Regions from separate parts of the Homo sapiens genome. Here region 1 is linked to region 2. Evidence: chromatin contacts called from ENCODE Hi-C or POLR2A ChIA-PET data. All regions are on one chromosome and are shown on one strand. Each heading gives the region's core, a stretch centred on a gene start or an enhancer-like site at or near the end of the contact. The rest is flanking DNA. Distances are from core to core; before and after follow the strand shown. Region 1 overlaps PARD6G (par-6 family cell polarity regulator gamma). Region 2 holds the start of MBP (myelin basic protein).

Region 1 (4,208 bases), core at 241-2,740, 3.1 Mb before region 2:
AATATCATTTTATGTTAAAATAAATTACTAACATAGGTTAATGGCTGAAAGGGAAGGGGTGCCCTACTGCTGACTTATTGTGGGACCTCATACTGCTCACGTCTCTGGACTGCATTTAGATTTTTTTTCCATCTCCAAACTTCGGAGAACCTTGTTGTTTCAAAATAATATGCTGAAAGAAAGAAGCACCTGCAGGTGAGGCTTGATATTGGGAAAATGGCATTTTTATAACTGACTGCCTCTCCTTTGGGCGGCCCCACGGTGCAGGTGGTGAACACTGACCACCTCAAGGAACCAAGCAGCCAGTGGTGACAGTTGCAAGGTGAGGTTGCAGTGTGCCCTGTCTGCCCTCATGGATCTGCTGCCAGAGTCTCTGGGACAGCTAGGAGAGGTTTCCCGGAGGAAAGGCTGAGCTGAGACTAGAGGAAGCAGCAGCAGGGTGCTGGGTGGGAGGCGGGCTGGGCGAGTTCTCAGACGAGGCCCTCCGCCTCCTTCACCCCAGCGTCCTGCTTTGCAAAACGAGGGTCCTCATAGTAACCCCCATCCAGTTTCTGTGAGGGTGATGCTGAGCAGCGTGCTGCCAGCTCCTCGTCCCTGCTCTGTAAATACTAGCTATGGCTGTTATTCCCATTTGTGGTGATGAAGGGAACGGCAGGAGACTCGTTGACCTCACTTCAGACAGATTCTCTGGCACAAGATCAGAACACTCTGCATCTGCAGTTCTCACTGGGCCTGGGTATCCTGCTGACGGTGCTGAGAAGTCAACACAGCTGTCACTTCCTCACAGTGGCCTGGGGGACGGGCTGAGCTTCAGCTTCCACATCAGTCCTTCGGGGTTGCTGGGGGCAAGGACCCTCGCTGTCTCTGCATGGCTCTGCACAGCCTCCAGCGTGCCACACCTCGGTCCTCTGTATGCTGCCCTCTGCAGTGGCTGCTTGCTGCTTGGCTGGTCCTGGAATGGAGGCCTGTGCCCCCTGCCCCCTGCCCTGGAACTCTCTACCCCTTCACATTGCCTGGGTGTCTGTATCTGTTCACAGGCTGCCTTCTCAGGAAGGCCTGGTCTCAGCTGCTTGATCTGATGAGCCCGTGTTCCCCTCTGCCTGTCGTCCTCTGTCCTCTTACTCGGCTTCCTCTGGGCTCTGTCCATTGCTCCCAGAGCTGGTTTGCCGTCTGTCTCCACCCGACCAGGAGCGTAGGGTGGGGGTGTGTTCCTGGCTGTGCCCCTGCCATCCCAGGTCACAGCATTTGCTCACATGGTGTGGGGTGAGCAATGGTGTGAAGAAGGTGTGTAAACTGCAGATGTGCGCACAGGCTTTGTTGCCCATCGTGCAGGAAACAAGTCTTTTTGTCCCGCTGACTGTGGAGCTGGGGTGAAGGCCAGCAGAAGGCACTGTGCCCTTTGGAGGTGGGCCCCAGGCGTCTTGGCACCCTCTACTGGGGATGCATCAAAGCTGGGCTGGGACCAGAAAGTGGGCTTGTGTGTTGCCCATGGGAACGTGCTAACCTCCAGCAGCAGCTCGGACACTCTGCCTCTTTCCAGCTTGCTGGCTGGGGCCCTGTGTTCAGTCTTCATCATTTATTTTTCCTTCTTCCTCTGCCCTCAGAGTAGTAGCCCAGTTTAACTAGCTGGCTCAGGGTTTCTCAGTCTCTCGTGGTTATAGCGTGAGCGTGTCGCCAGCAGCCCCTGCCTTCCTCTGTCATGTTACAGTGTGGAGCTAGGGAGACCTGAACTCAGACCCCACCTTCTCCCTGGCTTTGTGACACAAACACACGCCTCATCCCGCAGAGCTCTACCGTCCTCATCTGTGGCACGGGTGGTAGTGCCTGTCTCTGGGGTTGTTGTCAGAGCTTAACAGCGACATCTGCTGATGACAAGCCCTTCACTGGCCCCTCGGTCCTGTCTTTGGGAAAATCAGAGCTGCCTCTCGCTGTCCTCAGTGGATTTGACTGTAAAGATGACGACATTCCAGGTGGCAGTCAGGGGCAGTTGTTTCCGGTGCACAGTCAGGCACCCTCCCTGCATAGTAATCTGTGCTGATGTTTCATAATCTGTGTGTTTGCGTTTGGGGCAGAGCTGAGGCCCCTGAGAGGCAACACTCAATCCCACAGCCTTTTTACTGCAGCAGGGGTGTCGAGGGGTCAGTCACGGTCATGCTATTTTCAAGATTCTACTGCAGCCGTACCCACTGTGTCATTTACTTAATAACTTTCTGTACACGGACGTATTTTATTTAAATATATGTTAAGAGGGAATTTACTATCACAGAGGAAAAGTCAGCATTCTCCTAATACATGTTGGAATAAACCCACAATTATGTTTTAAAAAATTAATCTGTTGCTCAGCCAGGCATGGTGGCTCACGCCTGTAATCCCAGCACTTTGGGAGGCCGAGGCGGGTGGATCACTTGAGGTCAGGAGTTCGAGACAAGCCTGGCCAACATGGTGAAACCCTATCTCTACTAAAAAATATATAAATCATCCAGGTGTAGTGGCATGTGCCTGTAGTCCCAGCTACTCGTGAGGCTGAGGCAGGAGAAATCGCTTGAACCCAGGAGGCAGAGGTTGCAGTGAGCCAAGATTGCACCACTGCCCTCCAGCCTGGGTGACAGAGCGAAACTCCGTCTCAGAAAAAAAGAAAAATTAATCTGTTGCTTAAAATAATCTCTTCCTCCAAACCATACAAAGACACAGTGATAAACTACAGAACAGCATTCCTTTATGAATGTAGATGTAAAAACCCTTCAGCAAAATACTAGCACATGGAAAAATGCACCCACACAAAAAGTACACGAATGTTCATAGTAACATTATTCACAATATCCATAAGGCGAGAACAGCCCACGCGTCCATCAGCTGATAAATGGATAAAAAAGTGTGCGCATGTGCGTGTGTGTCTAGTCATGCAGTGGAATGTTATCGAGCCATGAAAAATGATGCGCTGACACATGCTACAGATGGATGAACCTCAGAAACCGTATGTTTAAGAGTGAGAGAAGCCGGACATAAAAGTTCCCATATTGTATGATGACTTTGGAAGTTGATTCTCATTATTCAAGGACTGTGTATTGATGAAATGTTGTGACCAGAGGCTAACAGGAACCTAACCCTGTGTCCCCCGGAAGCAATGGTTCTATGCTCAGTAATTCAGTGACCATGTCAACTTTAGAGAACAAACTACTACACGTGACAAGAATCCTCTGTAATGTGAAAAGTCCAGAATGGGCAAATCCATAGACTCATGGTTGCCAGGGGCTGAGAGGTGGGGAGAATTGGGAGGGAGGGGGTTTCTTTCTGGAGTGATAGAAATGTTCTAGAACTAGAGATTTGCATAAATACCAACAACCATTGAATTCTACACTTTAAATGGGTGAAGTTTATGTGAATTATTTCGGAATAAAGCTGTTAAAAATAGAAAGGACTGTCTACCTTACCAGGGCGGACAGGCTGATGATCAGACCCCTGGATCTGAGCCATGGCCCTGGGTAAGGTTTTCTGGGTTTATCTCCAGCCTTTATTTCCAAAATTCAGCCATTCTCCATATGTGAATACTTTGACTTTTTAATAAACATATTTGTTCAAAACTTTAAAAAAAAATCCTCTCTTCCCCTGGTAATAGGAAACTTCCTGTGCTTCTCTGAGAGGGCTCCAAGCCTGGTGAGTGCCCCAGGTGGGCACAGGAGTGTGGCATCCCCAGCTGTCTCCCTGTCCTCACTGGGAAGGCACTCAGCACAGCCCAATGGGACTAGCTGGGCCTGTCACTTTGTTACCAATAAAAATGAGATATTTTCATATCCTGTGGTAGTTGCATTCCAATATCCTAAATATCATTTACAGTAATCATTATTTAAAAACAACGGTACATATTGTTATTTAATGCATGAATAAGAAAAGTAATCTGTCACACATTTGTTTTACTATTCTGATAATTGTCTTCAAAATAATTTCCTCTATAATCCCCTGTGCTTTATTTTATGCCTTTAGGAACGTTATTTTGAGAAAGGTGTTCCCTAGCATCATCAGATTGCTAAAGGGCTCTCGGCTTATACCAGGTTAAGAGCCCCACTTGCAGAGAGGCTGCATTTGAGGCTCAGACGACAGGCCAGGAATGACTTGTTTTTCATTCTCCTGGGATGATCCGGACGTTCTCTCCGGACGTTCTCTCAACGACTACATGGCATTTGGGGGCAAAAGGACCCAGCCTTAGGCCT
Region 2 (3,991 bases), core at 1,429-3,928:
AGGTCTGAAAATCATATTCAGTCCTGGCCGGGCGTGGTGGCTCAGGCCTGTAATCCCAGGACTTTGGGAGACCCAGGCAGGTGGATCACCTGAGGTCAGCGGTTCGAGAACAGCCTGGCCAACGTGGTGAAACCCCATCTCTACTAAAAATACAAAAATTAGCTGGGCATGGTAGCGGTTGCCTATAATCCCAGCTACTCGGGAGGCTGAGGCAGGAGAATTGCCTGAACCTGGGAGGCGGAGGTTGCAGTGAGCTGAGATTGCACCATTGCACTCCAGCCTGGGCCACAGAGCAAGACTCCATCTAAAAAAAAAAAAGAAAGAAAAAAAAAAGTTCAGTCCTTTCCTAAGCAAAACATCATAACAAAGACAAATCTGTTGATGAGGAAACTAAAGAAAACTCAAAGTTCGTGCAGTCTGAGGTCTGTTGGAAACTATTTAGATTCATTTACTTCCTTTAGCTTGGGTAATTTGGAGTTTAATTCAGCTTAACAAAAATTTATTGAGTGTATTTCATGCACAAAACATTTTGCTATTTGCTGCCATATGAGATGATGGATAGGTCAAACTTTCTGCTCTCCGGTACCTTGTGAAAGATGGGGGTAACTGCAATGTGATTTTCTTAGAAATGTCAAAGACACAATGAGGCTTTGATGGGTTACTTGTCAAAAGATGCCTTTCAATTTTATTCAGCACAACGAATCTCTGTCACTTTGCTGAGGGCTACATGGACATCTTCATGTGAAAGTTTGTCTCTCGACAGTGAAATGCCAGCCTCTGTTTCTTCCATCCACTGTCCTCAACCTGGGGTCCTTTTTCTAACCGGGAGGGCATGAAAGCCCCCAAGATAAGACCAGTTGATCCAAATGTGAATCCACTGTTTTATTAAATAGTATTATCTACATGTTTTCTTTGAAGAATCCATGACTTTTCTAAACTGCCTGGCTGCCCATCTGTGTGGACACTCTATCCCAACAAAATATGCACGGTGAAATTTCATAAATACTTTAAAAAGACTTTTAACTGGAACTTGTGGAGCCTGACATTTGTAGGGCTGACTGTTGGCATATGTAGTGTTTCAGGAAACCACTGTAACACCAGCAGAAGGAGCACCAAACAGAAGGCCGCGTGTGCAGCTGTCACTGTGGCCTGAGGGACGCTCCAGAGCCCAGCACACAGGGACATCTGCAGGCAGGAAGGTGGCCCCGCCCTGTGGAGTCACTGAGATAAAGCCAAGAGATATTTTGGGGAGGAAAAGCTGTTTCTGATGCTAAAGCAGGTATCTAAAATGGGACCCATTTTAGTGTTCCAGCTTCCCCAGCCTGAGCTTTGAGTGACTTGAGCTGGGACCTGGGTGCACCCGGGTTCATTGTCACCACCCGTGCTCCTAGGGCAGCTGTCCAGCCTCCCACGCCCACTCCGCTCATCCTTGACTTAAAGTGAGGTTGTGGGGCAGAAAAATTGGAGAAACACACTATCTTTGGCACCCTTTTCCCTCCTCACCTTCAGCCTCAAAGTCTCAGAACCCTCCTGCCCCCTCCACTTGAAAATCTCTCCTGAGGAAACGACCAGACTGAATGCTTTTGCGTCGTTGTGGAAGTATTTCTCTTCCAGTTGCCAGCATTTGAAGACAGTTGCTAAATCCTCCGGGGCTTTGGGGGAGGCTGGTTTTAGGCCGAAACCCCGACCCCGTGCTGAAGTCTGAGTCCCGCCTCCCAGCGCGGGCCGGGACAGCGCTCACCCCTCTCCCTCACTTCCTAACAAACTGTGTGGGTCCCAGGCTGCTCCAGGTCCCCTGGAAGCTCCAGATCCAGATCCCTGACTGGGGGTGTAGGTCAGGAGGAACGCGGGGCCTCATTCTGGGACTCCCCCAACCTCCTCCTCTTCCACCATCAGGAGGCTGAGAATCCAGAGAAAGATCTCTGACCACTAAATCTGTGTGCAGGTGAGTCACGGCTAAACAGCAGGCTTTTTCTTTTTAACAAGACAGCGACGAAGACCACGATGTCTCTGGGCTGCAGGACCAGGCTGCTTCCTCGCACCTGCGCGTGTTTTGCTGTCTTTTCCGCGCACGCTTCCTGCGCCGGTCCTGCAGGAGAAGGTGCGCCCCTAGCTCCCAGCTCCCAGCTCCCAGCTCCCAGAGGAGCACCTGCCAGCCGGACATGGGCCTGGCCTGGGCTCCAGGGGAGGGAGGGAGTGCCTTGGGAGGACCTGCCGGCTCCTTTCGCCTCCAGGCCGGGCTGACTCTCCTCCTGCAGGGCCGGGGCTGCGCCAAGTCTATCGGCAGTTTCTGGGGTTTCCAGCCCCTGAGGACGCGGGGAGATGCGGCCTGGCACCCCTCCCGCGAGGTCGAGGTCGGGGTCGGGGTGGGTTCGGAGGCCAAGCCTCCGAACGGGAAGGGTCGACGGGCCGCAGTTCGGAGCCCAGTTCGGCAGCGGGCGAGGCTCCAGGCCGCCCCTCCGAGGTCTGACCCTGCGCGTGGGCCCCGTGCGCCCCCCAAGTTCCGCGTGGGCAGAGCGGGCCCGGGGTCCTCCGAGCTCCCGGGGCGGCGCCGGCGGCCGCGTCCAGGTGGGGCGGGCCCGGCGGGATCGGCCTGTGTTTACCTGGCTCGCAGGAAGCCCGGGGAGGCGGGGCCGGGGAGCTGGGTGCGCGCCCGTCCCTCGGAGCCGCCGCCGTCAGTCACCGCCGCCGCGCGCCAGAGAGAAGCAGCCTCCGGCCCCGGCGGCCCCTGTCTCCCGACCCCGGAAGGCGAAGCAGGCTGCCCGGGGACCCCGCGCGTGGGCGCTTGAAGCCGAGACCAGCCTGCCCGGGCCTGGGCAGGCGGAGCAGGGCCTTGGACCCCGCGGCGCCCCTCGGCCTCGGAGCAACGAGCGCAGCGCCGGTGGGTGACCCTCGGGGACGGGCGGGCTGCTCTGCCGCCTTTGTCTCTGTGCCCCTCCGAGTGGGGACCGCGGAGACCTGGGCGGGACCCCGGACCGGAGCCCCGCGGGAGCCGGGGGCGCAAGATCGGGGACAGGAGCTATCCCGACGCCCGGACTCCGGGTCCCTTTCTTGGCTGGGGACGCGCAGGGAGAACCTAGGCAGCGGAGCAGGTGGCCGAGCAGGTAGCAGCCGGCGGCCTCCCTGACCCGAACCCAAGTCGCCGCCCCCGATCCCCATTGCGCGGGGGCTGGGCGCGGGTGTAGACGCGGGTTTACAGCGCCGGGGCCCGACCCTGACAGGTGTCCAGGGGTGGACTCCAGCCAGGCCCGGCGGTCCCAGGGTCGCTGAAACCGCTCGGCCTCGGGCCGTGGGGCTGAGGGGAGGAGTCTAGGGTGGGAGGGGACGGCGGTCAAAAGCGGCCACTCTGGGCGGGTGTGGAGAGGGTGCTGGCTGCCAGGGCGGGCTGGGGGGTCCTCCCGGCTCGCGGCGCCTGCTAATCACACCCCGGGGGCCCCGCGCGCGATCGCGCTCCTGCCCCTGCCCCCGGGGCGAAGCGCAGTCTCCCTCTGAGCTCCAGGGGCGGCCAGGAGAGCCCGGGTCCGGGCTTCCGCCTTCGCAGGGCCTGTCTCGGGCTCTTCGGCCGGGCCCGTCGCTGCGCCCACCTGGGCCCACGTGCGCCGCCCGCAGCCGCCCGCCGGCCCGCCCGGGTCTTCCCGGCAGTCCCCTCCTGGGCCCCACTGCCTGTCCTGGGCCGGGTGCGTCCGTTTTCCGTGGCCCCCGAGGCCGGGGTGTGTGACCTGCGGTCATTTGCCGCCACACTAGATTTTCCGGGGTGCTGGGGGCAGCGCCTTGTGTCCTTTCGCGTCCACCTGAGCCCCCCCGTTTTGGAAGGTGGAGTGGGGCTTGGGAAAAGGTTCAAGCGTCTTTGGGGACCCCCGTGCGACTCTGGCTGGAAACAGGCGAGCTCTGGTTCCTTGTTCCGTTTTCCAATTGCAACAACGTGAGAATCAACAAGTGCTCGGTTTCTCTGCGCGTGGGTGAGGGGCGCGTGGGCTCGCTGGGTGCTGGG

The links. A loop is a pair of places that touch in the nucleus more often than their neighbours do. ChIA-PET counts read pairs that join two places held with the same protein, here RNA polymerase II (POLR2A). Pooled maps may share reads with other maps.
Region 1: a loop to region 2 is called in a map with no recorded cell type, with 11 times the contacts of the local background. The contact joins the enhancer-like site here to the promoter of MBP in region 2. A Hi-C loop is called at or near these places in 1 of 37 single-sample maps with no recorded cell type and 1 of 50 pooled maps. POLR2A ChIA-PET finds 5 or more read pairs at or near these places in 1 of 52 experiments (GM12878).

The regions. Positions count from the first base shown.
Region 1 is chr18:80,198,078-80,202,285 of GRCh38, reverse strand. The region is part of intron 2 of PARD6G (par-6 family cell polarity regulator gamma); the gene reads left to right. Among named protein-coding and RNA genes, the nearest start is that of PARD6G, 47 kb to the left of the region's middle. Within about 2 kb of position 1,490, at least 3 of the 41 ENCODE cell types and tissues checked have a DNase peak (open chromatin) inside an H3K27ac peak, as active enhancers do.
Region 2 is chr18:77,131,470-77,135,460 of GRCh38, reverse strand. It overlaps MBP (myelin basic protein), which reads left to right and starts at 2,678. Exons shown (of 9, transcript NM_001025101.2): 1 at 2,678-2,881. RefSeq lists a silencer at 2,414-3,713.